Linked DNA regions of Mus musculus: all the other regions are linked to region 1. Evidence: chromatin loops called from intact Hi-C (ENCODE). Cell type or tissue: heart. All regions are shown on one strand. Links, peaks and the distances in the headings refer to the core of each region. The heading gives the core; the rest is flanking DNA.

What was found. Peaks named below come from ENCODE experiments on the same cell type or tissue, not always from the same donor. Only the 100,000 strongest peaks of a DNase experiment are listed, where the experiment ranks them.
Region 2: it touches region 1 in a loop (2.1-fold over the local background); 2 of 42 quality-filtered maps call a loop at or near these places.
Region 3: a loop joins it to region 1, with 5 times the contacts of the local background. A loop is called at or near these places in 34 of 42 quality-filtered maps.
Region 4: it touches region 1 in a loop (6-fold over the local background); 19 of 42 quality-filtered maps call a loop at or near these places.
Region 5: a loop joins it to region 1, with 2.2 times the contacts of the local background. A loop is called at or near these places in 2 of 42 quality-filtered maps.
Region 6: it touches region 1 in a loop (4-fold over the local background); 27 of 42 quality-filtered maps call a loop at or near these places.

What each region holds. Positions count from the first base shown.
Region 1 is chr6:34,752,009-34,757,353 of GRCm38, forward strand. It overlaps Cald1 (caldesmon 1), which reads left to right. Exons shown (of 14, transcript NM_001347100.1): 6 at 1,435-1,580; 7 at 3,626-3,890. Among named protein-coding and RNA genes, the nearest start is that of Gm38787, 22 kb to the left of the region's middle. In heart, for the core only: a CTCF peak has its summit at 2,700 (motif pointing left); a DNase peak (open chromatin) is centred at 2,673.
Region 2 is chr6:34,353,514-34,358,858 of GRCm38, forward strand. It overlaps Akr1b8 (aldo-keto reductase family 1, member B8), which reads left to right and starts at 633. Exons shown (of 10, transcript NM_008012.2): 1 at 633-783; 2 at 2,743-2,910; 3 at 3,948-4,064; 4 at 4,618-4,695. The coding sequence starts at 718. In heart, for the core only: a CTCF peak has its summit at 2,077; a DNase peak (open chromatin) is centred at 748; H3K4me3 peaks cover 1,655 bases; H3K27ac peaks cover 1,851 bases.
Region 3 is chr6:34,508,613-34,513,957 of GRCm38, forward strand. It overlaps Gm52898 (a long non-coding RNA gene), which reads right to left and starts at 3,173. Exons shown (of 3, transcript XR_003956420.1): 1 at 3,031-3,173; 2 at 2,804-2,927; 3 at 1,722-1,895. In heart, for the core only: a CTCF peak has its summit at 2,985; no DNase peak of the experiment used is centred there; H3K27ac peaks cover 953 bases.
Region 4 is chr6:34,546,944-34,552,288 of GRCm38, forward strand. No RefSeq gene overlaps it. Among named protein-coding and RNA genes, the nearest start is that of Gm32942, 13 kb to the left of the region's middle. In heart, for the core only: a CTCF peak has its summit at 2,264 (motif pointing right); no DNase peak of the experiment used is centred there; H3K27ac peaks cover 1,169 bases.
Region 5 is chr6:34,636,378-34,641,722 of GRCm38, forward strand. The region is part of intron 1 of Cald1 (caldesmon 1); the gene reads left to right. Among named protein-coding and RNA genes, the nearest start is that of Gm13861, 15 kb to the right of the region's middle. In heart, for the core only: a CTCF peak has its summit at 2,363; no DNase peak of the experiment used is centred there; H3K27ac peaks cover 1,250 bases.
Region 6 is chr6:34,290,068-34,295,412 of GRCm38, forward strand. No RefSeq gene overlaps it. Among named protein-coding and RNA genes, the nearest start is that of Akr1b3, 25 kb to the right of the region's middle. In heart, for the core only: a CTCF peak has its summit at 2,941 (motif pointing right); DNase peaks (open chromatin) are centred at 224 and 2,954; H3K27ac peaks cover 459 bases.

The DNA.
Region 1 (5,345 bases), core at 71-5,070:
TTCATCTCACTATATCTTGATGAGATTCCCAGAGAAACTGGGTTGGTAACAGCCCTAGAATCAAACGGCCTCCTTGGTCGAAGACAAATCTGCCAGAGAGGACATGGCGGCAGCATTGCAGCTCCCCCTCTTTAGCATCCAAAGGAGAAAATAACTTTCAGACAAACGCAAGTCATCATGATTACATTAAGAATGCTTCTAAGAAAGCTTTGCCTGAGAATATGAGTAGACTGCCCACATGTCCCTTAGTATACATGGACACCCATGTATATCCCGCCTTGTAGGGAAATCAAAGTCTTAACTCACTGGAGCAGTGTTGGTGAGTAGTCCATCCATGGTGATTTAATACCATTTAAGGAAGATTATCAGGCAAAGGGCTATAAAAGGTAGTCCGTAACACTGCCATTCTACCTTGTAAAACATGCCTTTTAGGAGTAAATGTCCAGAGGGTGTCAAGAGTCGCTGGAAAGCAATGAGTGGTCAGGTAAAGAGAGACAGTTATGGACATCCTAGAAGCCTTGTTTTCTCATGGTCTACCTTTCCTCTTCCAAATATTTCTGCTGAGCACTAGCTCTTTACGACTATCTCAGAACAGTGGCGGTCACTCTCTCCTGCTCATGTTTTAAGAATGGATGAGATAGTAATCTGAACTCTCTGCCCATCTCAAAAGCCATTTTGAAATAATGTGTCTTATCTACCACGAAGAATTTACCACACAACAACCACAAAAATACTTAGGTCCACTTTCCCTCCAGATAGCCTTTCTTCTGTTATCTGCAATGATCACAAACCCACTTCTGGAGGTCTAAATCTTTCCTGCCAATGGATATCAATCAGTGTGTACACTAGAACTATCCCTGTCCCCTGCTAATTTTAGTGATTTATGTGGCTTCAGACACGGTTCTAAAAGTTAGGTTTTATTACCTCCTTGGGACACCATTCAAATTTGACCAAAGCACCAGAAATGGCAGATCTGGACCACCTGCTGGCTTTCCTCTTACTTCTTCCTTATTAGGCTTTGATCAAAGATGCTCCCTTTAGCTAAGAAGAAACTTGGCCAAGCTACATTGCCACTCTTCCATCAAAATGACCTGTAAGTGTTCTTCCTAGTGGGAACTGCAAGCAACTAATCTTAGGTGGAGTTCCCAGGACTAGATAGCTTCTAAAAACAGCAACAGTGCTGCCCCCACAAATGAAAACCCCAGTGAGATCAGCAGAGGATCTTGACTTTCTAACGTTACAGTCTAAGTCTGTCTCACAGGCCAAAGAGCCATGACTTACTCTCTATTGATCTTCTTGATTTTGTTTCTATATCATGTTCTGGATGGTTGCTCTACCTCAAATCTAATGACTTCCTTAAAAGTCATTAAAAACAGCTAAAACCTAGTACGATGTTTATAGTTATCTCTCTTCTTGATATGTATCCTTGGTTAGATCAAAGATGAGAAGATTAAAAAGGACAAAGAGCCCAAAGAAGAAGTCAAGAGCTTCTTGGATAGAAAGAAAGGATTTACAGAAGTGAAGGCGCAGAATGGAGAATTCATGACCCACAAACTTAAACAAACCGAGAATGCTTTCAGGTAAGGCGTGACTATCTAAGAATCTCCGCATACGTGGGAGGGAGAATGGGTCTCTTCATCATGTGCCTCTGGACAGAAAGGAGCTAAGCAGATGGCATTCTTCTGTTTGGAGGTCATTGGCCATTGACTTAAAGATACCCTGTCACTGACAGTAGACCAGCACTCATTGCTCAACCACAGCTTAATTCTCTTCTATTTCCTTTTTCTTTTTCTTTTTTTTTTAATAGCGAGAACTATAATGCTTAGTGCCCATGTTTTAACCTAATACACTTACGTGGTACCAGTGGATTAAGAAATATCATAACTGGGATTAATATCATTGGTTCATGCCTTGTGTGTATGGTTCAGACTATTTCCTACAAACCTTCCTCTGTTCGTTTTTATAAAGGTTGTAAGTGAGTATTAGTCTGTGGTCCAAAAACTTGGGGCACATTAGATTAAGGCAAATCACAGCTCATTACCATAGGATGTTAAGAGCCCTCTGGAAATTTGCAAGGGAACCAAGGGGGACACCTGTTTTTACTTTCCCATTTTTTTTGAACTGTATACACACATACATACATACACATGCACACACAAGAGAGAGAGAGAGGGAGAGAGAGAGAGAGAGACTTAACAGATTACCAGCTGAGCTAAAAGCAAGCTGTATGCCTTGTGTCTGATTTGCCTTAAATCTACAAAAGCAAAAGGCATGACAGGACTTTCCGGAAGGTATTACCATATACCACCCTATGTTGTAAGCCTACCAGCCTGTACAGGTAGAGGCAGAATAGCCAGTCTTACTCCTGTTTGGGCGAAAGTTGACTTGATTCTTAGTTTTGTTTTATTTTTAATTTTGTTCAAAAGTAACATTTATTCCAGACATTTTTCCATGTATGGAATACTCACGATAGATAGACACACAGGATCAGACAATATACATATAACTTAATGTAATCAGAAATGTATATTTTAAATTGGCCTTGCACTATGCACGACCGTGCTGTGTAGCCAGCTTTCCATCCCAGGGAATCTAAGCCTGCACTTCCTGATGTGAAGTTTGCCTCTGCCTGACTGGTTGTACCAGAGTCTCAGGACAGACACTTTGATTATATAAAGACCGAGCGACACCTAGTGGATCCCAGAGATGAGTCCATTTTCTCATCCACACCTCATGATCTTAGAAAGAGCAAAAACTAGTGTACCAAAACTGCAAAGAGCCTCACTGAGAGGAGTCACAGGCTTGGGACCCTGTAGCACTGAGAGAGCAATGCAGGTTTGTAAGAAACCCTTTAACCTCGTTCGAGTTCAAAATGAGAGTTCCTCTTTAACCATCAAGAACCTAGATGAAATATGTTTATACTTTATAGCCTCAGCTCAAGTAAACACACTGACTTTATATCATGACCCTTACCCACACACACAAAAATATATATATATGTACATACACATACACATTACAGCTAAAAAAAAAAAAGTTGTTTCAAAATATGGTACTATATTTTTCTCTACACAATGCACTTCATTTTTTCCCACTTTTTAAATCTACTAAATTGATGATTTTTTTTACCTGAAACCTGAAAGGCCTATCTTAGAGGAGGCATTATATTCCAAAGTGTCCAAAGCATGAGGTGTATAGTCAAGATGAGCTCTGTACACTGAACCCTCAATCCCCTTCTTGTTTTAATTCTCTAGCTCCGTAGCCAGAAGCTTTGTGCCATCCATCACACAGAGTAAATGTTAAACAGCGGGGCTTCATCTGTCCCTGTCGAAGGTGTCTGGGGTGGGATTCCTGTGTTGGACTCACTATGAGTTAAGAAGTGTTTAAATGGAAGTCAGTATTGCACAGATATGGGATTTTTTTTTTCCACATTAGGTGCACCATTTTTACTTTGCCCTAGAAGAGAGTATTTATATTCCACGAAGATCCCCCAACCACCCCCCAGGACTGGTGTGCGGATCAGGTGCCTGGCTTTAGCACCTGCAGGCATACACCCGCCCCCTTCCTTCCAACGGGGGCTGCAAGACAGAACCAAGTAACTGCCTTTCCTTTCCTCCTCCCTCAGCCCCAGCCGTTCAGGAGGCCGGGCCAGTGGGGACAAGGAAGCTGAAGGTGCCCCACAAGTGGAAGCCGGCAAGAGGCTGGAGGAGCTGCGCCGACGCCGCGGGGAGACGGAGAACGAAGAGTTTGAAAAACTCAAACAGAAGCAACAGGAGGCAGCCTTGGAGCTGGAAGAGCTGAAGAAAAAGAGGGAAGAGAGAAGGAAGGTCCTGGAGGAAGAGGAGCAGAGAAGAAAGCAGGAGGAGGCTGATCGAAAAGCTAGGGAGGAGGTAAGGGCTGCGTGGCCCGGCCGGGGGAAACCTGCCTGCCCCCACGTCCTTAAGTGCATGGCTCACGACCTTGTAGCCTAAAGAGGACCAGCCCCTCAAGGAAGCTCCCTGCTGCTCTTCGGAGTATGGACTCTGGGGCAGTAACAAACCTGGTAGTTCCGTCAGTAGAGTGCTCATTCCAGCATGCACAAAGAAGACTCTGGGTTCAATCCAGAGCAGTGCATATACCCAAGTGATGGAGTACTTCTACAATCCTCGGGAGGTGGGGAAGAATCAGGAGTTCAGGGTGGTCCTCACTACACATCGAGCTCAAGGCTAGCCTGAGTTACAGGAGACCCTGCCACACAATAACATAACAACAACAACAACAATAATAGTAATAATAATAATTTATTATGATGATAAACTTAGCATGTACTGGCATGTTTCTGAACCTTGAGTACTTGTGTCTCCATTTTCCTAGATGAAGAAACTGAGGCACAGGGGAGTTGTGTGAAATTTTCCCACTTAGCCTATTTTTCTCTATAACCTCTCAATAAAGAACAGTGGGAAATCTGAGAAAGATGAAAAGTCTACAGCCTACCACAGAGCCAAGCTAGGAAGCAGGGTGGGTGTGGCGGGTGTGTGCCTGGCCTAGCACTGGAAGACTGAGGCTTCAATCTTGAGTTCCAGGTTAGTCTGGGCTCTATAGTAAGTTCCAGTCTGGCCTGGGTTACACAGAGAAACTCTGCCTGCAGGCAAAATCAAACACAAAGAGACAGAAAAGAAAAGCAGCTGTTCCATGATGTCCAATAATTGAAGTCTTCATAGAAATGTTATAGATGATTGTATGTGTGTGTGTATGTGTGTTATGCATATATGTGCGTGTACCTGTGTATGGTGGTCAAAGGACAACTTTGTGGAGTTGATTTTCTCCTTGCTCATTTAATGTGGGTTTCAAGAATCATATTCAGGTCTCCAGGCTCCTACCACAAACCTTACTGCTGAGCCATCTTTCTGGCCCTAAAGTTTCTCCAAGCAGACCAGACCCAACTGCTGTATACCAGGACCCAACCTGGGACTTGCTGTGCCACCCGAGCCCTGTCACAGTTGACAGATGCATTTGTTCCATTCTTAACACGGAACAGATCAAGTCCAAGGAAGGAAACTTGGCCTCAGCACATGAGAAATATGCTCCATCAGCCTCAGCCTAGATGGCTATGGTTTACAGAGTACATTTTTCCCCCTTCATCCTGGGGTACATTCTCATTTTATGGGGAAAGGAGCCAGGAATCTAATCATTAGAGTGACTTGTTTGAAGATGTTTAATGGAGTAAGCATGGAGGTCCTGCTTCTCCAACTCCTGAGCCTAGAACTTTCCAGGCCTCAAGCTCCTATTCCCTCAAAATATGTGAAAAGATTTTCATTGGTTTTTCTGACAAGGGTGTTATACAGTTTCCCTAAGTTGTGTGGAAA
Region 2 (5,345 bases), core at 126-5,125, 400 kb before region 1:
GAGGGGGGATAGAGAGAGAGAGAGGGAGAGGGAGAGAGAAAGAATATTATCAAAGAAAGGTCTTAGTGGTTAACAGGGGAAATTTGCTTTTCACAATCTTCCATCAATTAGATGAGTAAAACTTAAACAAACAAACAAACAAAAAGAGGGTCAGAAAACACTCTCTCCTCTCCCGTTCCCTCCCCTCTCTCCCCTCCCCCCTCCTCTGCAAGCGCCCCTGTCATTGATCTTTTGTGATCAGCAACAGTTAGCTCAAAATAATTTATGCAGCCTCCCATTTTGCCTCTGAAAACTTTTACTTGCCTCAACCTCATGGAATACCTACAGGCTCCACCGTTCTCCACACACTGTGGAAACCCATACATATTCTCCACACACTGTGGAAACCCAAACATAGCTAGCAATATAGCTCGAAGGATCTTTCACCCCATGCGCCTAAGGCTCATACACCTCTAAGTAGCTCTACAAAGTAATTTATATTCTGCATCAGGGAGATTTCCCTCTGGTTTATGACTAATCTTTACTCACACTCTTAAAAGCTTACAAAAGACTGGGATGAACTTCCGGTTCATTGCGGGAGGGGGGGCGGGGGCGGGAGGGGTCTGGGCGTGGCGCTTGCAGTAAGAGCCGGCCTCTTCATCCAGGACGTTAAAGCCTCCATCTGTCTCATTAACAAGGACACAGACATCTGCTCTCAGCAAGATTTTGGCAGCAACCATGGCCACGTTCGTGGAACTCAGTACCAAAGCCAAGATGCCCATTGTGGGCCTGGGCACCTGGAAGGTGAGTGCGCAGTCTTGGGCACCTGGTCTTGGCATTTCCTCTTCTTTTTATGACATCTACTGGGAGTTTGGAACCCTAGAGACAGAACACAAGTTGGTTTTGCCTTTTGTGCTGTTTCAGACCTCAAAGCTCTGACAGACTTTTTCCAGCAGAGATATCCCTGTGAAGTGTCAGGTTTCAAGTTTTCCCGAACTTGCCAGTTACCCTCTTAACAAGCTTTCTTCTGAACTCATGAGACACTTAAAGTTTTATAAGTTTTGGCTGGTTTGAAGCAGGGCAGTGGTGGTGCATGCCTTTAATCCCAGAAGTTGGGAGGTAGAGGCTGGCGAATTTCTGAATTTGAGGCCAGAGGCCAGCCTGGTCTACAGAGTGAGTTCCAGGACAGCCAGGGCTGAGTTATTCAGTGGCAGGACACCAAAAGCTCCAAATGACCTAGCTCTGTTTGGTGGGGGAAAGACTCTGCAGCTTGTGGCCTGGAAGCCTGGGGGAAAGGTGGAGTCTCAGACCCTAGCACAGGCTACTGGCACCTGCACCTTACCAAGACACTACACCATTTTCTGAGCACATCAAACTAAGCAGGAAGATGACAGAGCCTGAGCTCAGATCCTGCCTGGCAGTGTGCTCTCCTGGAAGAATGCTCCAAGGCCCTTCCCACTTCTGTTGAGACAAGTCTGACATTGTTCCATCTCCTAACTTTGTCCTTGGGTTTATTTCCTTTCGTGATAACAGGACAGTGGTCAGCTAGTTTCCAGGAGCTGTCTCTATTTGATTTCTGGCGACTGGGAGTTACACTTCAGTTTAGGCTGCCCTAGAACTTATTCTATAGCTTGGGTTGGCCTTGAACTTGCAATCCTCCGGCCTCAGCTTCTAGAGGTTATCACAGGTGTGAGCCACCTCCAGGAGGAGTTGTTTTTGGAGTCCGAGTCTCTTGTCCTGGTGGCTTAGCCTCTGTCTCTCGCTTAGCCTCTGTCTCTCGATCTTTGCACTGTCTTTTTCTTCTGATCATGGGACAGAGGTGGGGCCTCTCTTTGATTCAGCACTGGGTTTAAAACCTCGAATTTGCTCCAAATTAGACATTTCACTTTCTACCAAGCTGTCAAGCACTCTGACCAGAAGTAACCCACAGAAATCCAAAGATTAGACCGAGCGCTTGACAAGGGAGTTGTTGTCAAGATAAGGAGGTGGTATCATAGAGGGAGAGTCTGCTCTTATCTGAAGGAATGCTGGCAGGCAAGATTCTATTGGAAGGCCCAGGTACTTCTGAACCGCTAGGGGTCACTTCTGATCCCAGGGAAGCAGGCTATCTCTCTGGAGCTTTTCTGTGTTTGATGCTTAACCAAGATATTTCTAGATTTGGTGAAAGAAGAGTAGTTTTTTGTTCGGCTGGTTGTTTTGGTGATGAAAGGCTTTTTCGTATTTATGTTTTATTTTGGGGACAGCTATGTGCCCCAAGCTAGCCTCAAACTCAAAATCCTCCTGTTTCTCAAATACTGGGACTACATACACGGGCCACCATACCCAGTAGTTTGGCTTTCTGCTTTAAAAAAAAAAGTCGATTGTACTTCATTCCTGAGCACAGCTGCTGTGTGGTCAAGTCTGGATTTACCATAAGACAACCATTCTTCACATTCTTATCACGGTCTGGGGCTGAAGTCCTCTGGGTCACTGCAGAGTTAAGTCTGGCTTTCAGCAACTTGCAGTGGCAGGCATCTGTCACCCCAGAAACAAGAGCTCCTTTAAGACCGGGTACATTAGATGGAAACTGACTTTTATCTCCGATAGAACACGGGACGGGGGAACATTACGGTTTTCTTCTTGTTTTGAAAAGTTTGTTTTCTTCCCCAGTCCCTCACCCGCCAGCATTGCAGGGATTTGGCGAAATTGGGCTGTGTGGAGCCTGTTGAGGAAGGTTTTGGTATAAGAGTGTCCTTTGCAATGGCCTTTTCTATTGCCTTTCAGTCTCCCCCAAACCAAGTCAAAGAAGCTGTGAAGGCGGCCATTGACGCTGGGTATCGCCATATCGACTGCGCGTATGCCTATTGCAACGAGAATGAGGTGGGAGAAGCCATCCAAGAGAAGATCAAAGAGAAGGCTGTGCAGCGGGAGGACCTCTTCATTGTCAGCAAGGTACAATGGTCCACTTGGTGGATGAAACTTCAAAGCAGGTAGACTCTGGTCCATACCAAGAGCCCTCTCCAGCTTCTCCTAACCTTCCTTGTTCTCACTCTATCTTTGGGTGTAAATATCCATGCTCCAAGCCAGAACTGATGCCTCTGGCCAATCCTCCTACGTTAGTTTTCCCATAACAAGGATGGCTCCTTTGAGATTTGAATACTCTTGTTTTCATGCTTTCTGTCAGTGAGATCTTTTTGCCACTCAGATGCTAGGGTTGCCCTTAAGGGTGGGTCTTGGGGCAGGAGACATGGCTCAGAGGTTAAGAGTACTTACTGCTCTTGCAGCAGACCATAATTTGGTTCCTAGCACCAACATCGGGTATCTCTCAACTCTTATAACTTAAGTTCCAAGGATTCTGACACCCCTTTCTGGCCTCTACAGGCACCCACACACATAGTGTACATGAATACATTGAAATAATAAATCTTTCTTTTTTTTAAAGGGTGGGCCATACCACTCAGTACTGTGTTCTTACTGGCTATGTAGAAAGAGTATTTTTTTGTTGTTGTTGCATAGGAATATCTTTTTATCTCAATAAAAGTGAAATATAAAATGCTTTAAAAAGAAAGGAGAGGGGTGTATAGAATGAGGTGGTTGACTGGCTAGCACACTCTACCCACTTGGAAACTGCACCTGTTGGGAGACACAGACTCTGTATAGCATGGCCATTTAATTCCTTGTAATTCACCATTAGGGCCTGCTATCTTGGGGATATGGGACTATCCCACAAATAGCATCAGAATGCTAAGTGATCTAAGAAATACATCAGACGCTACAAGCATGGAAAAATATTATCACCCTTAACACTTAGGAAATGACCTGACTCACTGAGCCTTGAGTATCAGATCATGTATACTAATTAGCCAGTTTGGTTAAATATAAATAGTCTGTCCTGAGGCTAGATCAGACTGTAAACCTCTGAGCACATGGGTGAGTGTATCGTGACTCTCTTCCTCCATTTCCTAATCCCCCGCTGTCCTACTCTGCAGCTGTGGCCCACCTGCTTTGAGAAGAAACTGCTAAAGGAAGCCTTTCAGAAGACCCTCACGGATCTGAAGCTGGACTATTTGGACCTCTATCTTATTCACTGGCCACAGGGACTTCAGGTTTGAGCTGTTCTCTGTGCTTATCTATAGTTGCTGATTCAGGGCTTCGGGAGCAGAGGTGTGACCCTGTCAACTTCCTGCTGATTTTGTGTCCAGTGATGCTTTCTCAAGAGACATCTTAGGATGGTCTTGAGTATTGTATTCCAGGGTCCAGCCCTCCTCCTGCCAATCAAATCATGCCTAGGGAGTGGCTGAACCACGTATAAAGATGCTGGGAATCAGATCCTCGCCTAGTGGTCTTGAAATTAAAAGTCCCTCCAGGTTTATGTGGATCCAGATAATGCTGCATTAGTTTCCAAGGTGATGGAGACTCCTAATCATGTCTATGACATATCATAGCAGACTTGGAAACTGGTCTAGCAGTAACTTAGGACTCACCTAACCACAGTAGGGTGAGATAGAGATGTGTTGGAAGCTTGAGGTCTGCAAATGTGTCCCCCAGAGCCTGACCAGGCACTAAGCAGGTGTGGGTGCTGGATAGTTCACCGTCTTGGATCCCTGCTTCATAGAACCAGGCGCAACCAATGGGCATTTGCTTGTTTTGTGTTTACAGCCAGGAAAGGAGTTATTCCCCAAAGATGACCAAGGCAGAATCCTCACCAGTAAGACAACATTCTTGGAAGCCTGGGAGGTAGGTTCCAGCTTCTCCCGTGCAATCGCGACGGCCACTGTGGTAGGAGCAGGCCTGCGTGCCTTGTGTGTAATTCTGTCTCTGTTTTTCTCTAGTTCTTCTAACTCCCTCCTCACTGTGTTTGGATTTAGGGTTGGTTCATCTAGAATCATCTAATTTATTTATTTATGTATTTATGTATTTATGTATTTATTTATTTATTTATTTATTTGATACAGTGTCTCACTGTGTATCCCTGGCTAGCCTGGAGCTCACAGAGATCCATTGGACTCTGCCTCTCAGGTGCTGAGATTAAAATCATCTGTTTTTGAGCTGATGATTAGGACCTCAACTGAGACAGGAAATATAACAATGTTCATCAGTTTGTGGTAAATATACTAGTTTGAAACTAAGGGTAGGAACTTGGTACAGGGATGTTGCCTTGATTTGCTGAGTAGCCTAGGGAAAATGCTGCTGCTGATAATGATAATGATAATAATAATAATAATGATAGTTATTAAATTTGGGTTTTTAAGACAGGGTTTCTCTGCAGCCCTGATGTCCTGGAACTTGGAACTCAGAGATCCACCACACCCAGCTGGCCTAGGGAAAAATTTTAACTCTTTCAAGCTTGTTTCCTCTTACATATGGGCTGGTGGGAAGTCTCAGTG
Region 3 (5,345 bases), core at 284-5,283, 240 kb before region 1:
TTTTACACACAACTGGGAGTATTTAGGGTAATGGTTCCAGATCTGAAACAGACGGGGACAAGGTAAGCCTGAAGCATCTCTACCAGCAGAAAAGAGAAGTTCCCTGAGACTGATGGGACAGAAAAGTTGGCCTGAAGGTACAAATTTGGAACAGTTTAAGAAAATTAATTTTAAAAACAATGCTGATAGTGGGTTATAGGACATTTTAAGAATAACCAGTGACACCATAGATTTTAAAGAGAGGAACAGAATGCTACAATTTTCTAAAATGTAAAAATAATTGCCAGGAGGAAACACTTGATACATACAGCTTTGTGTTGAGTTCAGTCCTGAAATGTGCTTTATTGTATGAAGTGGGCAGACGAAGGCAGCTGGGTTCTTTCTCTTTTGTCGTGAACCCAGTCCTCGGTAGATAACGGAGATAGAAAGCCTTAACCTTTATTAATTGGGTATAGCTTATACACTCAGGCTGGTGAGATAGCTCTGGCAGGAAAGGCGCTTACTGCTAAGTCTGGGGGTGGCATGGCTGGCAGAGAGAACCAGCCCCCCAAAGTTCTGTTCTCTTCCACATGCATGCTGTGGCACATGTGCACACACACGTGCACACACATGTGCACACACATGTGCACACACACACTAAAAAATATAACAATAGCTGGATTGTCTTGTCACTTTTTTCGCCTTTGAAGCTACAGCTATGTAGCAGACCAAACTAGCTTATCTGCTGATGTAACTCATCAGAAATATGATAAACACTGACATCTTTTAGTTGACTAATAATGACATTTCTTTCCTGATGCAAATATTTTTATATTTTTTTCTCCATAGTATCTTGAAGTGATGTGACTTCTTGATGCTACTTTGTGGCACCTAAATTCTATTTAATCTGCACTCCCTACATCAGGCACCTCTCAGATGTCCCTTCTGTCACTCAGCTCAGTGTCCTAGTCAGCTTGAATCTAGCTGACTAGGAAACAGCCATCATTCCTGGTGCCGAGACCTCTGAGCATCAGTGGCCTGAAATGGAGGCACCTCATTGCCTGCGACAGAAGCCAAGAGTGTTCTGCCAGATGCTGTGTGTGTTCATGTGTGCCAAGGCCTTCTCATAGCCAGAAAACACTTTTTTTTTTTTTTGTAGTCAATAATTGCCTCTGCTCTTATGGTCTTTCCATCTCCTCTTTTGTGATTTTTAACCCTTGAGAGGAAGGGAAGATCGCACATGCCTAACTGTAGTACACAGAGCAGTCAAGCTATTTCAGATCTGGAAGTTTATTCCCACTGGCTTAGCTTTCATAGTGATATAAGGCGCTATGCTCATTATGGGGGTGAGAAAAAAAATAACAGTTTTACCCAGCTGTGAACCCTGAAAGCTACAGCAACATTTTGCCTGGCAAAATATGCCCACTGGAGCAACCCTGGTACAAATGTTATAAAGGTAACCAACCACTTTCTGACCGGATGCCAGGCCCACTCTAGAATATGTAACCCATGCCTGGCACCATTAACTGATCCAAGAACCCATGGCTGGGTAGAGCATAGGTTCTGAGGAGAACATACTCACAAATAGTATGTCAAGTATACATAGTTTTAACCCACCCCCAGTGTTCAGTACTTAACTTTGTGCACATAGGTTGATGATCAGCCCTCATCAAATAAGCTGCTTTTTGCAATAGATGGCTATTAATAGAGAAACCCACAGTGAACCAATGTATAGAATGAGAGACTGAGAAGTACTCAACATTTTTATTAAATTTATACAGGGATACATGCGTGCCACGGTGCATGTAACATTGGGGACTGGGTTCTCTCCTTTTATGGTGTGAGTTCCAAGAATCAAGCTGGGGTTATCAGGCTTCAAACAGGCCACTGGGCTTGGTGGCAGATACCGTCACCTGCTGAGATATCATGAAGACCTCAATGCATTCATCGGTTTAGATCAGAATCCTCACAATTCATTTACTTCCCCAAAGCCCCATCTTTTAAAAAAAATCCTTGATTTCCTTTTTATTTCGTATCTTTTAATTAATTTAAATAATTTAGTATATTCAGATATAATTTGTAAGTATGTAAATTCAACCTGTTGAGTTCGTGTTTACTGTGGCCTGCATGTACCTGATTTCAGGCTAACCACTTGGTGTGTAACCAATCAGAGGACCTATTTTCCCTTGGCAGTGATCAGTTGCCTGGAGTTCTTAGTCTTGGGTTGGGGCCCCATCAGATTTCCCACATTGTTAGCATAATCATTGGTATTGTCATTATTCACCAAAGCCCTATCTTAACAAAGGTAAGTTGGGGGAGGGGGGCATTTCACATCCAAACTGTAACATCTAAGCATTCTCACTTTGAAAACTGGAGTTTACGAAAATGAATTCATTTTCTTGAGATGTGACGTCAGTGTACATCCAAAGTACCAAAGAACCAGCCCCCAAAAGAAGGAGCCATTCACGAGCAACCCTGCTGGTGCTTAGCCAGGATTCTAAATGGCTACTCTCCTCAAGAAGAAGCCACCACAGCCGAAGAAGCTGCTGCCCAATTTACTTAAGAAGTTTCTATGAATGGAGTAGTAGAGTCCGCCACTCAATTGAGAAGGGAACATCTGCCCAGTTGCCTCACTTGGCACCTCCTTGAGGGAAATCTCCACTGGAAGCCTTATTGAACTAGGTGGGCTGTCAGATGAAGCTAGAATTTTTATCAGTCAATCTACTATTTCACACTGATAAGATTAAGAAGCAGCTGAGATTGGACCTTGGCAAATATCAGCAGTGCACTAGAGGGGGGAAGCTAACACAAGTTCTGTACTCACAATCGAGGCCATTGATCTGTCCTGACAGACTGTGCCCAGAGTTCCCCCAGCAGCCTCTAGCTGTAGGCTCGCTACTTGCTGTCTGTTTCTGAAGAATCCTGGATCCTGACTCTGATAGCAGAGCCTATGTACAGCATGAAGAGGGCTTGTTAATTTTTATTTCTGCACATGGACACTGGGGGTCAGTATTTATTCACAAATGCATCTATATTTGCCTCTAACCCTACCTTGAGCAATCTGCTATAACTGGTCATGTGCTACAGGGAGGCCTGGAATTCCTCTGTGTGATTTCTTCCTGTGGTCCTGTAGCTGGAGAGCTCTGCCTACATAACCATAAACATAAATAGAAGCACTGGATCCCCAAGGGACTTCACCCTGGGAAAGAGGCAGGTTTAAATCTAATATATAAACTAATATCAAGTCCTTCCTGGTTTCTGGAGACTTATCTGGTATCATTGACCATATCAGGGTGTTCACCCAGCCTCCTGGCCACCATCCCTGTCTTCTCTTGATTAATTGTGGTGTCATCTCTACTCACAATTTTATTCCTTCTCCATATCTATTGCTGCTCTTAAAGCCCTCATCTCCCCCAGAGGTACTTCAGCTTCTCTCGCCTCAACTTCTTTTACTCTTCTCCAGACAGGTGTCAGGGTGACATTTCCCAAGTCTTGCTCCACAGAGGCTCATGCAGACTCCCAGAAGGGTTAGTATCCTTCCAGGCTCTCCTCTCCATCACTCACCTCTCCCTGTCTCAGTTGCTGCCTCCTGTCTGCTCATCCTTCAGGACTGATTAGGCAAAAAACCAAACAATTTTCCATTTGTAATGAAGATAAACAGACCAAATGATGTGGGTGAGAAACTTTTGTGAATGCAAAATATTGATGCATAGTAATTATTTTAAATGTTGCTAGGAATCTTGCGCTATACAAGAAAGCATTATTCCTTTAAAACTCTAAAAAGTTAGGCAGCCCCGTGGTTCGCTCTCAGAAGCTCACTTGTTTGCTTGCTTGTCTCTTTGGCTGGCTGGCAAGGGAAGTGAATGAATCCATGTCTGGATTCAAAAGTTTCGAGAGTGTGTACACACACACACACACACACACACACACAGAGAGAGAGAGAGAGAGAGAGAGAGAGAGAGAGAGAGAGAGAGAGAGCGCCCTTAGAATTCCCAGGATTAAAAAAAAAAAAAAAAAAAAAGCCGGCGTGGTGGCACACGCCTTTAATCCCAGCACTTGGGAGGCAGAGGCAAGCAGATTTCTGAGTTCGAGGTCTACAAAGTGAGTTCCAGGACAGCCAAGGCTACACAGAGAAACCCTGTCTCGAAAAAACAAAAAACAAAAACAAACCCAAAAAACAAAGAATTCCCAGGGTTCATTCCCCTCCAGTGTGGGTTGGTTTTTAAGGTTTTTCTTACAACCAGCCCTTGATCTTTAACCTGTCTAGACTTTAGTTGCTTATCATCTATGCAGAAATGATCCCCTTGCTGCTGGTACATAAGAGAGCAAAGGAGGCCTCATGTGTAATCAGCTCAGAGGATTTCCCCTCAGGCAGCTGCTATAATGCCATAAAACCAGAGACCTGCCATGATGTCATTCAAATTACAGAGTATATAACAATAGAAGTATCTTGTGAGCAGAAGGAATTCTCAAGTTTTGCCCTAGTAAGCACCATTTCATTTATTTCTATATACATGTTTCACATGGATACATTCTTAACTCATATTCCATACTGTGTTCTTTTATTTATCCAAAGTATTTCTCCATGCTTCAGAGTTTTAGCCAAGCGAACTGTACATCTGAATGCTGTTCTATTGTTTGGATAGAACGTAAAATGTCCCGGAGGCTGTACTTGAAGTTTTTTCTATAATAAATAACAACAGCATTTGGGAGGCAGAGATAGGTGGATCTCTGGGAGTTTGAGGCCAGCCTGGTCTACAGAGAGATTCCAGGACAGCCAGAGAAATCCTGTCTCAAAATGCCACAAAACAAAACTAAAAGATACTAAAGCCAACAAGTGGTGAAATTCTCTGAAGAGAGTTCAGACCTTCTAAACCTTATGTGATCTTGATGTGTGCTTGTACGTACACTTGGCTGAAGAAATAGTATCTAGGCAGTAACTCCAAGACAAAAAGTGCTTAAGAACAAGATAAGTCTGGGCATTCAATCCCTAACATTGCAAAATCAAAACAAAACCAGATAATAGAATCCAGAGAGATGGTCCTGGGGGTAAAAGCCCCTGGCTTGCAAGCCCCATGACCTGGGTTCAATGCTTGGACTCTACACAAAGAAGGGAGGAGAAAATCTGTTTTCCAAAGGTCTTCTCTGATCTCCACAGTGTGTGTATATGCATTCACACATCCACACACACACAGTCATGAACACACATAAAATAATAAAGTTTATTTTAAATTTTCAAAGGAGATAATTGTTAAAATCAAGACTGTTTGGCCAGGTGTGGTGGCACACACCTTTACTCTCAGCACTCAGTATAGGGAGAGGCAGGTAGATATCTCCGAGTTCGAGGTCAGCTTGGTCTACTTAGT
Region 4 (5,345 bases), core at 80-5,079, 210 kb before region 1:
CACACACATATATATAACATGCTGAATATATATGTATACACACACATATATATGTGTGTGTGTGTGTGTGTGTGTGTGTGTGTGTGTGTATTCTCCTACATCTTATGTTAGCTTTCTGTGAAAACACACTTAAGTATAAACAACTTAAAAGGAGACAGATTTATTTTGGGTTATGTTTTCAATCCATGATTGTTTTCTCTGCTGTGTTCATGGCAGCACATCATGATGGCAGAGAGAGAGAGAGAGAGAGAGAGAGAGAGAGAGATCTCAATATTCCTTATAAGAACATGACCTAACTTTTTATACTAGACAGACCCCACCACTCTTAAAGGTCATACCTCCACTACCGCCCCTTAATAGCAGCATAAATTGACAATCAACCCTTTAACACATGGGGTAACATTTGAGTTCCAAACTCTAACATTTGCATAGTTATAACAAGGAACAAGTGAGGTCACATATGTAAAGTTCATTTAGAACATGCTGAGTTTCTGTATATAGGCCTGAGCTTTTAATATTTTAGGAAAATTTTATCTTATGATCCATTAAGGGTCAAGATGGCTTGGGGTCTTTCATTGGTCCTCTTGTAGTGATATTAAGTTAGAAGTAAGATGGTGAGCTCTCAAAACCAGTATACTTGAAACCTATTGTCTTAGTTTTCCATTGCTGTGATAAAAAACATGACTGTCTTAGGGGTTTTATTGCTGTGAAGAGACATCATGAAAACAGCATCTCTTTCAAGGAAAGCATTTACTTGAAGCTGGCTTACAGTTTCAGAGGTTTAGTCTATCATGGCAGAAAGCATGGTAGCATACAGGCAGACATGGTGCTGGAGAAGGACCTGAGAGTTCTACATCTTGATCTGTAGGCCAATCCTATGAAGACATTTTCTCTATTAATAAAGTCCTTTTCCCCAAATGACTCTAGCTAGTGTCAAGGTGACATAAAACTAACAAACATCCCCCCATACACACACACACACACACACACACACACACACACACACACACACACACACACATTTCCCATTTGATTCATTAACAATGTTTAGAAAACTGCAAGCTCAAACCAGTACTAAACCTCATGTATGGTCTGTATAAAGACCCTTAGACCGGAACAGCATTGTCTCGTGGGTGACGGGAGGCATATTTGGAGATATTTTTGAAAGTTCTAACTTTGGGGATAGGGTTGAGCCATGTTATTGGCACATGATGGGTGGAGGCTAGGGCTGATGCTGACCATTCAACCATGCAAGCGATGCTCCAAAGCCTCAATCATGCTGTGGGTGAGCCAGCCCAATTTAGAGATAGTAAACTCATTTGGGAAACAGAAAGATCCTCTTAGTGTCTGTGTCCTACTAGTTGTTAAATCTGAGAAAAGCTGTGAAAGAGCAGGCACTCAAGGGGGTCTACAGACCTTTTAACATCAAGCTGCTGCTATGAGTTCAGATGAGCATGCCTGCCTTTTGGACAAAACCAGTAGATCTGTGGCCTCTTGAATGCCAAAACTACGCCCAGGGCTTGCTCTGTAGTAACAGAGAGAATGTGTCCATAAAAGGGATGGGCATCGCTGCCAGAGGGATTCCCTTCAAGGGTTTCCCTTGTGAGCCTGAAAAATCACTGGGAAATAGCTGGGCCAGCCAGCCGCTGAGTTCCAGCTGCTCGCCATAGCATGTTTAGATTTCCCCCAGGGTGAGAGTGAAGAGGCTGCAGGGAAGGCGGCTCTTTAGCCCTAAAAAGGCCTTGTTTAGGAACCATCTGCTCATTTCTTGGATAGGAGGACCGGCATTGCTGGGAAAGGCCGTAGAGAAAGGGACTTGGGATGCGCACCCAGGAAGTCAGGAATGTAGTCGCATGGGGGGTTGGGCTCATCAGGAGGAAGGGCTAGCTCCAGCTCCCAGAGCTGCACGGTGACTCTGTGGCCTTGCACGAAGAAAGGAAAATAACTGTAAGGACTGCACACCTACTGCAGGCCTGGGTTAATGTTAGTGCTACGTATGCAGTACAAGTTTGCTTTATTTTTATGGTAACGTGTTGAAGTGACTTGGTTAAATCATGCTGTCGGCAGCTCTCTAAATCAGCCTCAGCTGACTCCAGGGACCATGATTTTCTTCTGTACAATACTGCCTCCCCAGATCCTCAGGCCCTCTATGCCTCAGTTTCCCTCCTTGTTAAATGGACATAGCCAGGTGCCAAAGGAGGAAGGGCAAAAAAAGAAAATTGAAAGCTCTGTGATGCTTCAGCATGAAGGTGTGCCTGGCCTCCAGGGGGCGCTCAACATGCTGGCTTTCTCACCTTTCCCCTTCTCTGCCTGGATGGATGGTTCTGAGGACATTTATCAGTCACCACACATAGAGAAGTATCAATATATCTATAGTCAGGATCTTGTGGTCACCCAGGCTTCTGGCTTCTGTATCCTTCTGTCTGCAGTTCCAGCAAATCTTGGGGGTTAAGGACGCAGCTGAACCCCCACCCCCGGGCCTCCCTTTTCGAGGATGAGGTTAGGTTTTTCTGTTTGTTGTCCTGGTCTGGGTGCCAGGTGGATGACCCTCTCCGGCTTTGCCTGAGACCCTGAATCTAATCTTTCTTTTGTTGGGTGGAATCTTACCTTAGTCCAATATTTTTTGAACCTCACTAAAGACGTTGACAGTCATCTCCTCAGTTCCTCTCTCCTCCGTGGAACTAATCCGTAGGTTTAGCCCAGCTCTTTTCATGCTACACACTGCCGGGAGGATGCAAACTCTGTTCTGAATAAGGGGTGACTTTGCCTCGTTTGCAATTTGTACCTACATCTCAGGAACATTTTCAAAATGAGTGAGTTATGTCAAATTTTCATTATTCCTGTTTCCTGACCAGGTATGATATCAGTACCCACCCAAACCTCTAGATTCTGCAGTGCTCCTATTTCTAACAGTTGGTGCCCAGTGTATGTGGATCCTCTGTGCTCTGGTCTCATCCAACAAAATGTTAACAGACACAAAAGGCTCACCTTGTTTCCAAGTGCAAGGAATATCCAATCCTAACCCCTGGAACCTGTAAATGTTATCCCCAGCCCCAATAATGGTTGTAATTGTCTTAAGAACCCCAAGATGAGCCCATCCTGGGATATCTAGGTGGATTATCTAGAATATAGTCTTGGGAGTCTTTGAAAGAGGCAGACAGAAAGTGATCAGACCCACAAAGAAACAGGGACAGAGACTGGAGTCATCTGCCTGAGGAGTACCAGGTGAGACCAGTGGCTGCTCGAGGTGAGAGCCAGGTTCTCTTTCAGAATAACGTTTTGTATTTTTACCTCTTTGTTTAAAATAAGCTGATTGTAGTTTCTCTTTGCCAACAACTTGCCTGTTATTTGGTTTTAAATAAGATAAGACAACTTAACAGGAGGACTAAGACACTAAAACTCGATCTGCTCATCCACCTGGCCTCAAAGGGACGAGTGGGTGGCTAGTGGGTGGCTGGTGGGTGGCTAGTGGGTGGCTAGTGGGTGGCTGGTGGGTGGCTAGTGGGTGGCTAGTGAATGACTAGTGGGTGGCTAGTGGGTGACTGGTAGGTGACTAGTGGGTGGCTAGTGGGTGACTAGTGGGTGGGTAGTATATTCTGTGTGGACACAGTGGGAGGAACTATTAGTTTACGTCCTTGGGTGGAGCCACAGAGCCTGAGCTCTCGTTACATCACACAGAGTAGCAAGCACATCTAAAACTGTAGACATTGTTTGCTTCCAGAAATCCTTTTGATAAATGTTCAGACAGCACTGGCCACAAATATTAAAAATGTCAGAAAGCAGAGAAATGGCTGACAAAGGGATTAGTGTGCAATTAGCAAAAGCAAACTCCACACACTAACTACCCTGTGGCTTAAACTTCTGAAAATCCAGTGTAAGACCCTTAGATTGGTAGTAAATCGTGTCTTAAAATGTCCTTCTCCCCTGCCCATGTCTTTTGAAGAAACACAGAAACAGCTGTGTGGATTCGTCTATAACATTTTGGCCTTAGTCATCTTTCAGAATGAAAAAAGGCTAAGTTTTAGCCACTGGTTACCATAACTAAGAATGTTCTAAGCTATAAAATAGTAAAATAAAAGGTGATTTTAGGGTTAAAGTCAACTTTCAGTTTACATGAGTCGTAAGATTTCACTTACCAGACAGGACAACCTAAGACACACCTTTACCAGCAACATTCCTTCCCTCAAACATTCTACCACCTCTCAGAACAGCTCTCCCAGCTAGGAATAAAGTTTTCAATCTTATGATGAACCTGTGGGGGGATTTTTCACCCCGCCCCCAAATATAATCTTCATATATGCGCTCTTCCTGTCTGCCCTGAGTCTTGGCTCCAACTCTCCTGGTTCTTTTTTTTTTTCTCTCCCAGTTCTTTCTACCTCTATCTTTGTCTCTGTTTCACTCTGACTCTCCTCCTTACTGGATCTAGAGCCCTACAGTCATTCTCCTACTTCCGATTAGCCCACAAGTGCACCCAGGACCTTAGCAAAGACTGTGTTGATATTCTCTTCCATCGAAACACTGAAGTTTAATACTTAATGTGAGAGTACTAAGTGTGGGGGCTCTGCCCTCACGAATGGGATTATAATGCTTATAAAAGAAGCTGTAGGGTATCTTTTGCCATAGAGAACATATAGAGATGCTTCTAAGAATAATAAGCCCTGCCTGGACACCGCCCTGCTTCCTCCCATGATGATAACAGACTAAACCTCTAAAACTGTAAGCCAGCCACAGTGAAATGTTTTCCTTTGTATGAGTTGCTTTGGTCATGGTATCTTGACACAGCAATGAAACCCTAACTCAGATATTTATGAATGGACCAGTTTAAAGTATTTAATTAAGATGTTTGTGAAGGAACCCATTTAAGGTATTTATAGCAGCTGAACTAAGACAGCCTCTACCTCTGTCTCAACTCCCTCCTCTGCTCCACTTCCCTGGAATTTTTATTTCCACGAGCTCTTTCCTTTAGCCTCCGCTGTGTAGCATGGATCTTTGAAGTGGACGGGACTCCAGAGTGAGTGTGTGTCCTGGCTGTCTGTCTCTACCACTGTCATGACCGAGGGAAGACCTGAGAGCTCATATTACCTGTCTCAGCTAGCTTAAAGGGGAAATCAATAAAATTGATTTTATTGTTGATAAGCCTGGTTCTGAAGAAAGATGCTTAATGATGTCTGTTAAATGATATCATAATTATATAAAATAATTAGTATACTTGACCTACCATTTCAATATCTAAGACAGAATATATGATACATATAATAAATTTGATATATTAATATACAAAACTGTATGTAACCATATAAAGCACATATTATACAAGGTTATTTTTAACCAAACATTTTATTAAA
Region 5 (5,345 bases), core at 270-5,269, 120 kb before region 1:
CCCTATACACTATTGAAGGAATTCAGATAATATCTAAAGACAATATCTGCTGCTAATAATACATCGGCAAAAAAACTCTTCTATTTTTCCACTTTCACTTAAAAATTTCTTTTTAGACGGAAACATTTACCTGATTTTTAACTTCTAATCTCCTTGTTAAATAATGGTAACTAATAGTTTCCAATATTATATTATGCTTTTTATGATATTTGAGCTACACATATTCTCCTATATATTCAGAATTATACTCACCACATATTAACAAAACTTACTTCTGAACATGGATATAAGTAATTTTATAAATGGTCTTTGTGTTTTTTTAGATGTGTCTACATATTTTTGTAAAAAGAAATGGTGTTTACCCTAGCAATTAATTCTTGTAAAAGATATGAGAATGTTGCAGTGCACTGAACTCTCCTCCTGATTAAATGGGAATTATAGACTGCAGTTTATCCGCTGGATATTGCAGACCAAGCTCCAGAGCTGGCTGTATGGCACACACTGATTCTTTTTGGAAACACTGCCAGACTGCAGCCAACACTCTATTATCTTGAGCATACTCCCTGCTAAACTAAGAATCTGTGCTAAAAGCAAGTCAGAAGTGCTTGGTTTTTAGAATTTTCTATTTGATAAGGTACCATAGCTTTCTTTTCTAATGCTAGTGGCTCAGTCCCAAGTGTATTTACTTACACAGGGAAGTAGAGTTCTCTTTGTTTTATGGTGACAACCAGCGTTGTTGGTGAGTTATAAGGGGAAACGAGGATGGAGGGATACTTCCTAGAAGATTTAGAATCATGTTTCTGCACGTGAATTGATCAGGTAACTTGTCAAACCCGTTGCCCATCGGAGGACAAGTAACACAGATGGTGAACTGACCCAATTTTATTATGCAGTTGAAAGTCAAAACAGAAGTTTTTCAGAAGAAACTCGATGAAATGTAAAGTTATGTAAATATTGGGTAAATAATGTGAAAATATTAACTTTCCTAGCAGAGTCCCGGAATGTTGTATGCTAGTTCAGTACTTGTCGAATGTATGGGTAACTCTCACCGTAAATAATTTAAGACACTGAGACTTCCTTGTAAAAATATTCTGCGTTTCTGAGACATCGAGTTTTACCATTTCCTTTTCAAATCTTCCCACTTCCTGTCCCCAAACAATTTGTTCTACTTCGTTTGAAAAGAGGTTGGGAGGATTTCGCATTCCCCATACAACTCTATCCATGTTGTAAGGCCGTTGCCTGTTTGTCTATGCTCCTGACTGGATGGTAGTGGAGGCAGAAATTATGTCTTCTTTTCTCTTTGTTTGCCTGCCCCTCTCTGCAGACTGTAGTACTCTATGTATAGACTCTGAACTCAATACTTGTGGGATTGCCTCGAGTTGCAATTTGCTAAGTGAGTCCATAGAAAACTGACTCCCCCATGCATGACGCCACCCACTCCAACTCTCCCCTCATCCAGTGTCCTGCAAATGCCAGAGATGCTGGAAGCTTGAGGAAATTTTATTTTAGCCTCATCCTCTGATGGCTACACAGATATGCTCCCCAGAGGAAAGGCGTCTATGAGACTTGAACCAAGCAAGTAACTGGAGCCTGAAGAGCCCAGTAGGATCACTACAATATCTAGATACTGACATTCCCTGCATATGCACAGGCACCATTACAAATCCAGCCATTTGGATGTCTGATTCTGAAGAGCCAAACCCTGGGTGTCGTGCTGTCCACACGTCTGGTTGATTGCCTGCGAACTTTCCCCTTCCATTCCACATGGCCTCGGCAACAGATAAAGTGTGGAGCCTTTCCCACATTTTACATGGTGCTTGGTGGTGTAAAATTCAGCTTTTGTGCTGTTCTTTTCTCTCCCTCTCGCCACTGCCTGGATCTCATTAGAAACCATTAGTGATGTTATACTAAACCTATGGAATCCTAAACATGCTTTCAAAACCCCGTGGAATAAAGATGTCTCCTACCAAACCCAAAATGCAAGGGAACAGACAAAGTTACATTTCTTTAAGAAAGACTGACTCATTTCATAGTTTCCAAATTGTTTTGACTGAAGCTTCTCAAAATAAACTTTCTTCAAGAGGCAGCCTTTGATGTCTGGCTTTGGAAAAGAAAAATCATTTCTCAGAGATACATTTCAATTCTTTTTGGGGTGTTCATGTATTTCTTTTGTGCTGATTAACTTATTTTATTTCAACCAGCGAATGACATGATATTAAATAGCCATCTGACTAGGGAAGAAAAGTTATGTTTGAAGTGGTCTCAACTCCTACATAAACTGAACATAAAGAACAGGCCATGTGATTTAAAAAAAATTTTTAATTACCACAAAAATAGCATCTCCAGATCCTGCCAGAGGGGGGATTTGGTCTGTTAAAGATAACGCACAGTTTAAACGTCACCAAAGTGGAAGATTAGATCTAGAGTTAAGCTTCCTAGTGAGACTTGTGATTCATTTGCTATTTCCTGGCTTAGGCAACATTTTTAATTTTTCACAGTCTCAAGCCTTAATCCTGGAAGGGTAATTCAAGTGTGAGAGCTCACAGACAGCAATTTGTTTGGAGTGGCAATTTGCCATGGGCTTGCCTCTGGGTCCTTTTGTATTCTTGCAGCAAGGGGAGTTAGAGGTAGCCATTCATTAAGTCCAGGTCTGCACAAGACCACTGAAACAAAGGATTTTTCAATCAAATTATTTTTTTTTCTTAAGCATTAACTAGCTTTTTTGTCGACAGATTCTTGTTAAAAAGATATCATTTATTTCTAGTCAAACAACTATAAGTGAAATTACATAATTGAGCAACCTTTTTTTCTTCTTTGTTTTAAAAGTAAGAATTCCCCTTAGACAGGCAGAAGAGAAGATGAAGACCCCAAAATCTAGTCATAACCATGCTGCTTATCTGTTGCTAACCAAGCTTCTTAACTTCACCCAATTTCAATTTCTTCATCTACAAATGGAGGGGGGAAAAATCCCAGCTCCCTGTGACTCATTGGAATACCAAGGAGGAGATGCTGTGACTTTTATCCCATAATATCTGTGAATTTCTCTCATCTCTAGTCTTGGTTTCTTTCCCCTCCCACTAGAGTGGTAACTGGTCAACGACAACTTGAGAGAGCATCTGACCCTCATTCTACTAACATGCTAAAAAAAAAAAATTAGACTCTGAGATCTGTATCCCTGGGTCAGATCTAAAGTGGAGGTGAAGAAGTGACCATTGCTGAAGTTAATGTTATTTTCCCTGAGATTTTAAAGCCCCACTTGTCCAACTTTCCTATCACCACCTTAAAAATGCCTTTAGATTCTTCCAGAACTTGTGTGTGTTTGAAGCCTGGTACCAGCATTTAAAATACCATGTGCCAAGTGTTTAATATATACAATGAGAAAAGCGTTCTTCTGTTGTTTGACCTGAAACTATCACTGCAAAACCCCAAGGTTTAAAGGAAGAGGGTAGGAGTGGGTACCAGAGAGACAAGTTTCAGAGAGAAGGCGGGGGGACTCCAGGAGGAGATGATCTAGCTCCAGCTCCCTCATTCTAGAAGTTGCTCTGGACATAGTCTGTGCTCCTGCTGAAGCAAATCTGCTTCATTAAACTGTTAAGTTTGCTAGAAGTTTCCATTTGGATTTACTCCCTCAGAGGATTTATTCTAAGACATGACTACAGTGCCTAGGGTTTTTAAGTGGCCACAGAATATCTTAAGACTTGAAGAGGAATGGGGAAATTTGTATTTTCTCTGTCTGTAAAGGTATTTTCATAATATAACCTTTATATTTACAGGAAAAAAAATTTTCAGAAAAAAATTAGTTTCCTTTTCATTGAGAGCTGCTATTAGTTTCCACAATTTACAAAAATGCATTTGCTTATGCAATGAAGGTACAGATTATTAACCATACAACAATCCAAGGTCATTTTATACTCAAACTCGCCCTGGCCCTTCCTACAGATTAATCTCGGAAGTGATTTATTGGTCATTAATAGCTCAGAGTTTAGACACAAGGGTCAGAGTTCAGGGTGCTGCAACCAAGAGGGAACTCCTTTCCGAAAGAGCTGGGGAGGAATCAATGTGCACGTGTGGATCTCATGAGCACTGCGCGATCTCTTTCTCCACAGTTTCACTCTTACCACCCCAAGTTGGGTATCAGACATCCGCAAACCTAACTCTGAGCCTCCGGCTAAGCCGCATTGCCTTCTGTATTCCCCCAACTTTCAATAACTATTGTCTGCTCCAGAGTGAAGAGTGTAGACATGACATCCAGGGTCCCTGCTCCTTCCAGCTCCCACCCCCTGAATACAGCTCACCCGAACCTGGCTGGGTTTCTCTGCAAATGGTTTTGCTCTTTTGCGCATCAGAAACAGCCTCACTCCTCTGATCATGCCCTGGACTTTAGCTCTCTGAGCCTCACCCTTTCTTCTGGGGGCTTTCCTAAGTACTGAGATCTACCTAGTCAGAAGTTAGCTGAGACTGCCGGATCCATTCTTCAGCCTTTAACATTGGAAAAGACTGAGGCAAGCTGAGAGTTTGTGCCTTGCCCAAGATTATGTGGCTAGTTAGTAGAAGCACCAGGACTTAAAATTGAGGTGACCCCACGTTCTCTCCATACATAGCAACTGTTGCCTGAACCATCCAAGTAGCAGATGTTTTCCTCTGATGATATTCATAAATAAGCAACCTGAGATGCCCGAGCTCTCCTGGGATGGCTCTTTCATTTCAGATGCAAATAAAAATGGTGGCTGGGCCACCACCTCAATGTTTCTAAGTCCCTAAGAAAGTACTGAGATGTCTCATGGCTTCCAGTCACTTCCTAGTCCAAATTCCTGTCACCTTCCTCACAGTTCTCAGTTTTATCCTAAGCTCAGAAAAATACTTTTTCTTCATTCCTACAAAGCCACTGCTGTTGACAGATTTTGATGGATGGCTTGCAGTGATCAAGGGATGGAGCAACCCAGCCCAGACTGGATCAGAGCTTAAAATTAGTTACTTCAGTTCTTTACCTTACTTCTTTCCAAGATGATTTGTGGGGTAGCTGGAGCCATCCATCCTCACAACCCAGCATAAGGTCAAAGTGTTCACTGTGCATATTTCATTTTGAAAATTACTATGGCATCAGCGTGCAGAACGCCTTGAAGTTGGGCAGAGGGTAGACACAGAAAATGAGCATTTGATGACATGGCCGAGCCTTTTCCTGCCAGGCACCACGCTGCCCGTTCCCTCACTCAACTGTCACCGCCGCCATCCAAGGCAGGTCTTTTCCACCTCTCTTTTAGACTCTCAGCTAGCAAGTGACAGGTCCAGGATTCAAACTTGGAACTCTGAGACCCTAACATCCCCAAAGTGCCCTGAATAGTCAG
Region 6 (5,345 bases), core at 79-5,078, 460 kb before region 1:
TGTTTCCACCAAGGTGATAAATGATCGAGCCCGTGTTTTGTACACTCAGTTCTTACCAAGGCATTCTCTCAACACCCTACGAACTAGAACTTGACAACAGCTCAGCAAAACGCAAACGAAGAGGTGAGGCACAGATGCTACTATGAAGCCAGTACATGGAGCGCCTGGGGAAGCTGAGCGCATGCGCCCCAAGCCTCACTTCCAGTCATTGGCTTCCGTGGTGTCAGCAAAATGGTCTGCGGTGCAAATGCCGACCGAGCAAACATTGTAATAACGCTGAGTTGACTACAGCGAGAGATGGGAGGAAGCAATGTTATAAATTTCAGGGCCCATTCAGAACCCAGAATGAGACACGAGAGTTGAGTTCTGGGACAAAATTATCATAGCCGAGACTGCTGAGGTGATGATGCGCATCTAATAATTTTTGTTTATTGAAGAAAACCTCATCCTTCTCTCCATCATCTGTGGGGACGATCCTGCTCTTGGCTTCCTGAGGTCATCATGGCACACAAGCTGGCCCACAGTGAGTGCTACTCTGGTATTTGTCAGTCTACGCCATGGTCATTTCTTCTGAACTGATTCGTTTGTATTAGCTGGATTTGCCACTGTGCTTGGATTCTAGGAGACCATCTATAGCAACAGCTGCGGACTTGCGGTGAAGTTTTATTCTGGTCCTTACAGGTCACTTTTGCTGTCCTGGTATTTTGCATGTATTTCTTCGGTTTGGGAAAGCTGAGTGGGATGGCCAGAGGTCCCTGTTTAGTCCTGCTATCCCAGTGTAGTTAATGTTGGTGCCTTCGTTTCATAGTTAAAAATATGCTCGATGCAAAGATAAGCCATATGGCCAGTCTATTTGGAGAGCAGCAATCCTCCAACCTGTGGTTACTCTCGTGGGAGCTTTGTCAGAGACCCAAAGCTTCAGAGGACGGTGGCTTTGTTATTGTCTCTGTGTGTGAGCTATGAGGGCTGTGACGACTTTCTTTTAATAATCCAAGGAGTCCTTCTAGGAATATTTCATGTATGTACAATTAGAAGAATACAGTTACATCATCTTGAAAGTCTGCTATCAAAATATTGAGAAAATGCAGAGTGTGGTAATAAATATGTTTTTATTAATGATCAAATAACAGATCTGGTGACAATCTTTAAAACTATGGTAATTTCAAAATGGTGATGAGCCTCTGTAGCACTTGATGAAATTTGTAACAGCAGCACACATGGTAACAACTAGGATCCCCTCTCCCTCCCTCCTTCCCTCCCTCCCTCCTTCCCTCCCTCCCTCCTTCCTTCCCTCCCTCCCTCCCTCCCTTAATGCATTTATTATCAAGGATATTGTAGCTAAATGGTGTTGTAAAAGAGAATCATTTTATAATGATTTGTGTTAGTTACTTCTCTGTTGCTGTGATAAAGCCCCATGACCCAACGCAATCCATGGAAGGAATTTATTTCAACTGTAGAAGGATACAAATCCATCATGGTGGGAAGGCACGGTAGCAAGGGGCCGTCGTGACACCAAGACAAGGCAGCTAAGAGCCTCCATCTTGAACCACAAGTTATGCAGAGAGAGTAAACTGAAGTAGGGCAAGTCTATGAACTCTCAAGGCCCGCCTCAGTGGTATCTCTCCTTCAGCAGGGCTACATCGCCTAAACAGCCCCAAACAGCACCACCAACTGGGGACCAAGTATTCTAAACATGTACGTTTAAGACTGTGAACACGACAGTGTAGGGGGGTCCTTGGGTAAGCAAGAGTGAAGAATGCCGTTGAAGAGCGAGTATTAGTTTGGTATTTCAAATGTGCCCATCAACAGGGAGAGAGTACAGATAAACATGTTTTTGTAAGCCTCAGTTTTCTTCTTTGGAGATGGGTGAACCCAGATCACTGCTGAGATTTTAGTAACGTAAGGAAATCAGTGGATCTGATCCAAACTCTAAAGGGTCCCCCTAACCCAGTAGTGGGGATTTGGGTCCTAGGAATATTGACTAAATGCCTTAGAGAGCTCAGAGGCTTGTAGGGTGGGGTGGAGACAGAATAGAAGCTCTAGTAAAAGAGCAGAAACCCAGAAAAGAAGGGAGACCTCAGGAATAGGCCAATGAGCCAGGTGAAGAGGAGGCGGAGGCCATCCGAGTCCCAGGCTGGCAAGAGAAAAAGGAAACAGCAGACACTGCAGAGAGGGGTGAGCAGCTCAGGAGAGGCAGGCGGCAAGCAGAAGAGTTAGTAACAACACAGGCACCAAGAGAGGGAATGCCTGTGTGGTTTGAGGTTTTTATTTTACAAGATATTTCTGGAAAGCCCCAGAGAGGAAAGGTAATATAAGAGGGTTATTACCAGCTGTGGTTTCCATTAGTGAAAAGGTCATGTGATCACTTCTCTTCCTATTTTACATCCACCGTCAAATCTCATTCCCCTCCAGTCAGTATGGACAAATCTGTTGAATTCTATCTGGTTTCAATATCGCTGCATAAGTGTGAGGCAGGCATAAAGGGAGCAAACGACACAAGGATGTAAAGGGAAAGGACCGGGGTGCTCATGAATTTGGTTTCTGGACACAAGAGAAGGGGGAGATGATATATGGGGTCATTAGCAGGTGGATTGTTGGGAATAGCAAGGCATGACTGGCCTGCCATGTCTGTCAACTGGGGCAAGCTGTGCGACACACACCCTGTAGGGATCATGTATTTACACAGTGGCTCGGAACACGGAGCTTGCTGTGTCTGCACCTCCTTCCCTCCTCCTCAAACTGCATGCATTCTGTATACGTTAAGAGTGGTTCTTGTTTGGTGGGAGCAACGCTACCTCCCTCACAAACTCTCGGTGAGGGTTGGAGGTGGTGTATACCAAGGGCTTAGTGTTGTACCCGCTCCTTCTGTTAGTGGCTTAGACAGTGGTACTGCCAGGAAGGGTCTCTCCACGTACAATCACTAAAACAGAAGTGTTGATCCAGCTTAGCCAGCAGAGGGAGGCACACACCGTGCTATAAGCTTAGGAGGCTAGGAGGTGGTAAGCATGGACGGAAACGGCCTTTGTCTCACACAGCCTGAGCAGGAGGAACAAGGCTCCCGTCTGCCTTTGCTTGGCTTTGGCTTGGCTTTGGCCTTGTAAAGGGTGCTCAGCCCAAGTGCTTGACTTAAACCCACTTAGACCACAGAGGCACTGTCAGGTGAGTTCTGATGAAACAGGCAGGCCAGGGAGCAGACAGGAACCAGAGAGAGGGCAATGTATGTACTCCACCCTATCCAAGAGGAATTTAGTCACGTACATGGACAGAGGAGAAGCTGGGTCAAGGAAGATTTCAGCAGCATAGAGTAGAGGCCAGGCCCTTTGTGCTGCCTAATTGCCTTCGTGTGAATGGGAATATCACCTCCCTGCAGTCTATAAAATATGCAATCCTTTCCTGTCCTCTGTCACCATCAGGCGGTTATCACCTCATGTTTCCCTGCAGGCAAGACTTTGCGAAGACTGCTCTCTACGGGCACACAGAGAAAGTAGCCTCTCTACTGTAAAGTGGAAAGGTAAGAAGTTATAGGCACAGACATCTTAGCCCATCTCTTCTACTTTCCTCCAGAGAAATCCAGGAAGTGAGATGCAATTGAATAGGACATAGGAACAATGTGCACGAAATAGGTACGTTCATTATCTTTCGTAGGACTCATTCCCCTCTTTCTAAAGGAAAATGCCACCAGCTTCCAGATGATGCCTGAGGAGTCCCTTCTAGATTGTCATGCGAGAGATGGAGTAATCTTTCCATGCTTTTCAGTGTGCGGAAGGAAGTTGGCCACATAACTAGGTCTCCATACTCAACACCCACTGATCATTACCCAAGTGCAGGAAGTAAGCAGAGAGTCCTGAGGCATCCAACTTTGTTTTTCGTGGAAGACTTTTTTTTTTTCCTTAAACACCTTTTAAGAGTCAGAACCTGAAGGTGGTGAGATGGCTCAGTGGGTAAAGGTACTCGCCTCCAAGCCTGATGACTTGAGTTCGATCCCCAGAGCCCACACAGTCAAAGAAGGGAACCAGAATTGACTTTCATAAGTTGTCTTCTGACCACCACATGCTCGCTGTGTCATGTGTGTGTACACACATGCAAACACACGCACACATAAAATAAATAGTAAAAAAACCAGAGCTGGCTCTTTAAGCTCTCACCTTTCCTACTCTCATCTCTAGCCCTCCTTCTCTCTCTCTCCCTCCCCATCTCTCTCCACGTGGCCATGGCCAGCCTCTGTCTTTCTACCTGCTCTCTTTCCCCCTGCCTTTCTACAATAAAGCTCTAAAACCACTAAGAGAGAGAGAGAGAAAGAGAGAGAGAGAGAGAAATATCCAGAGCTGGGCATGGTACACTTTTAATCTCAGCACTTTGGAGGCAGAGACAGGAGAGGCTCTGAATTCAAGGCTAGCCTGGTCTACAAAGCAAGTTCCCAGCTGTCAGGGCTACATAGAGAGACCCTGTCAAAAAACAAACAAACAAACAAACAAACAAACAGGAATCAGAACCCCCTTTGTAATGAGTTGGTGTATAATTAAACAGAGTAATCAAGAAGGACTTACTTTGTCGGATTGAGATTGGGGATGGGAAGGGAAGAGAAAACCCACGCATTTTCCTCACTGCTCCCCAAATTAGAGAGGAGGCCTCCGGCTCCCTTGTGGTTTCCCATTGGAAGATGAAACGGTGGGTCTGTAGTCCAGACTGTTCCACTAATTGATGATGAGTATCCAAAATGATGTGCTCAGGACTAAGAGGATATCAGTATAGGTGATTATAGGTGAGTGTCTTAGTGTATTTTCCTGTTGCTGTGACAACAATTTAAGAGAGAGAAGGTTTATTCTGATTCACAGTTCTGGGTTAGACCATCATGGCAGAGAATCAAGGAAGGGGTCTGAAACTTGAAGCAGCTGGTCCCATTACATTCACAGTCAGAAGGGACTAGTGGATATATGGATGTCGCCTGCTGCTCAGCCCCTCTCTCCACACTTACACAGCCCAGGATCCCCTCAGGGAATGGTGCTACCCACAGTGGATGGGTCTTCCCACACCAACTAATAACCAAGATCACACACACACACACACACACACACACACACACACACACACACACGCGCGCGCGCGCGCACGCGCGCGCGCGCGCGAGAATGCTGGACTCAAGTCCATAGGCTAAGCTCTAGTCTTCGGTGACTCAGTTAAATAACCACTCAGACCAGCTGGTTGCCCTTGACTGAACCTCTCCTATAGAGCCTCAGGCTGTTGAGATTGTTTGTCAAGACCAACGACCCAATGCAAATCTATTGAGCCATGCCAACTGGGAGGGAAGCCACCTTTCTTTCTCTTGGATTCTCAGGGGCAGGCCA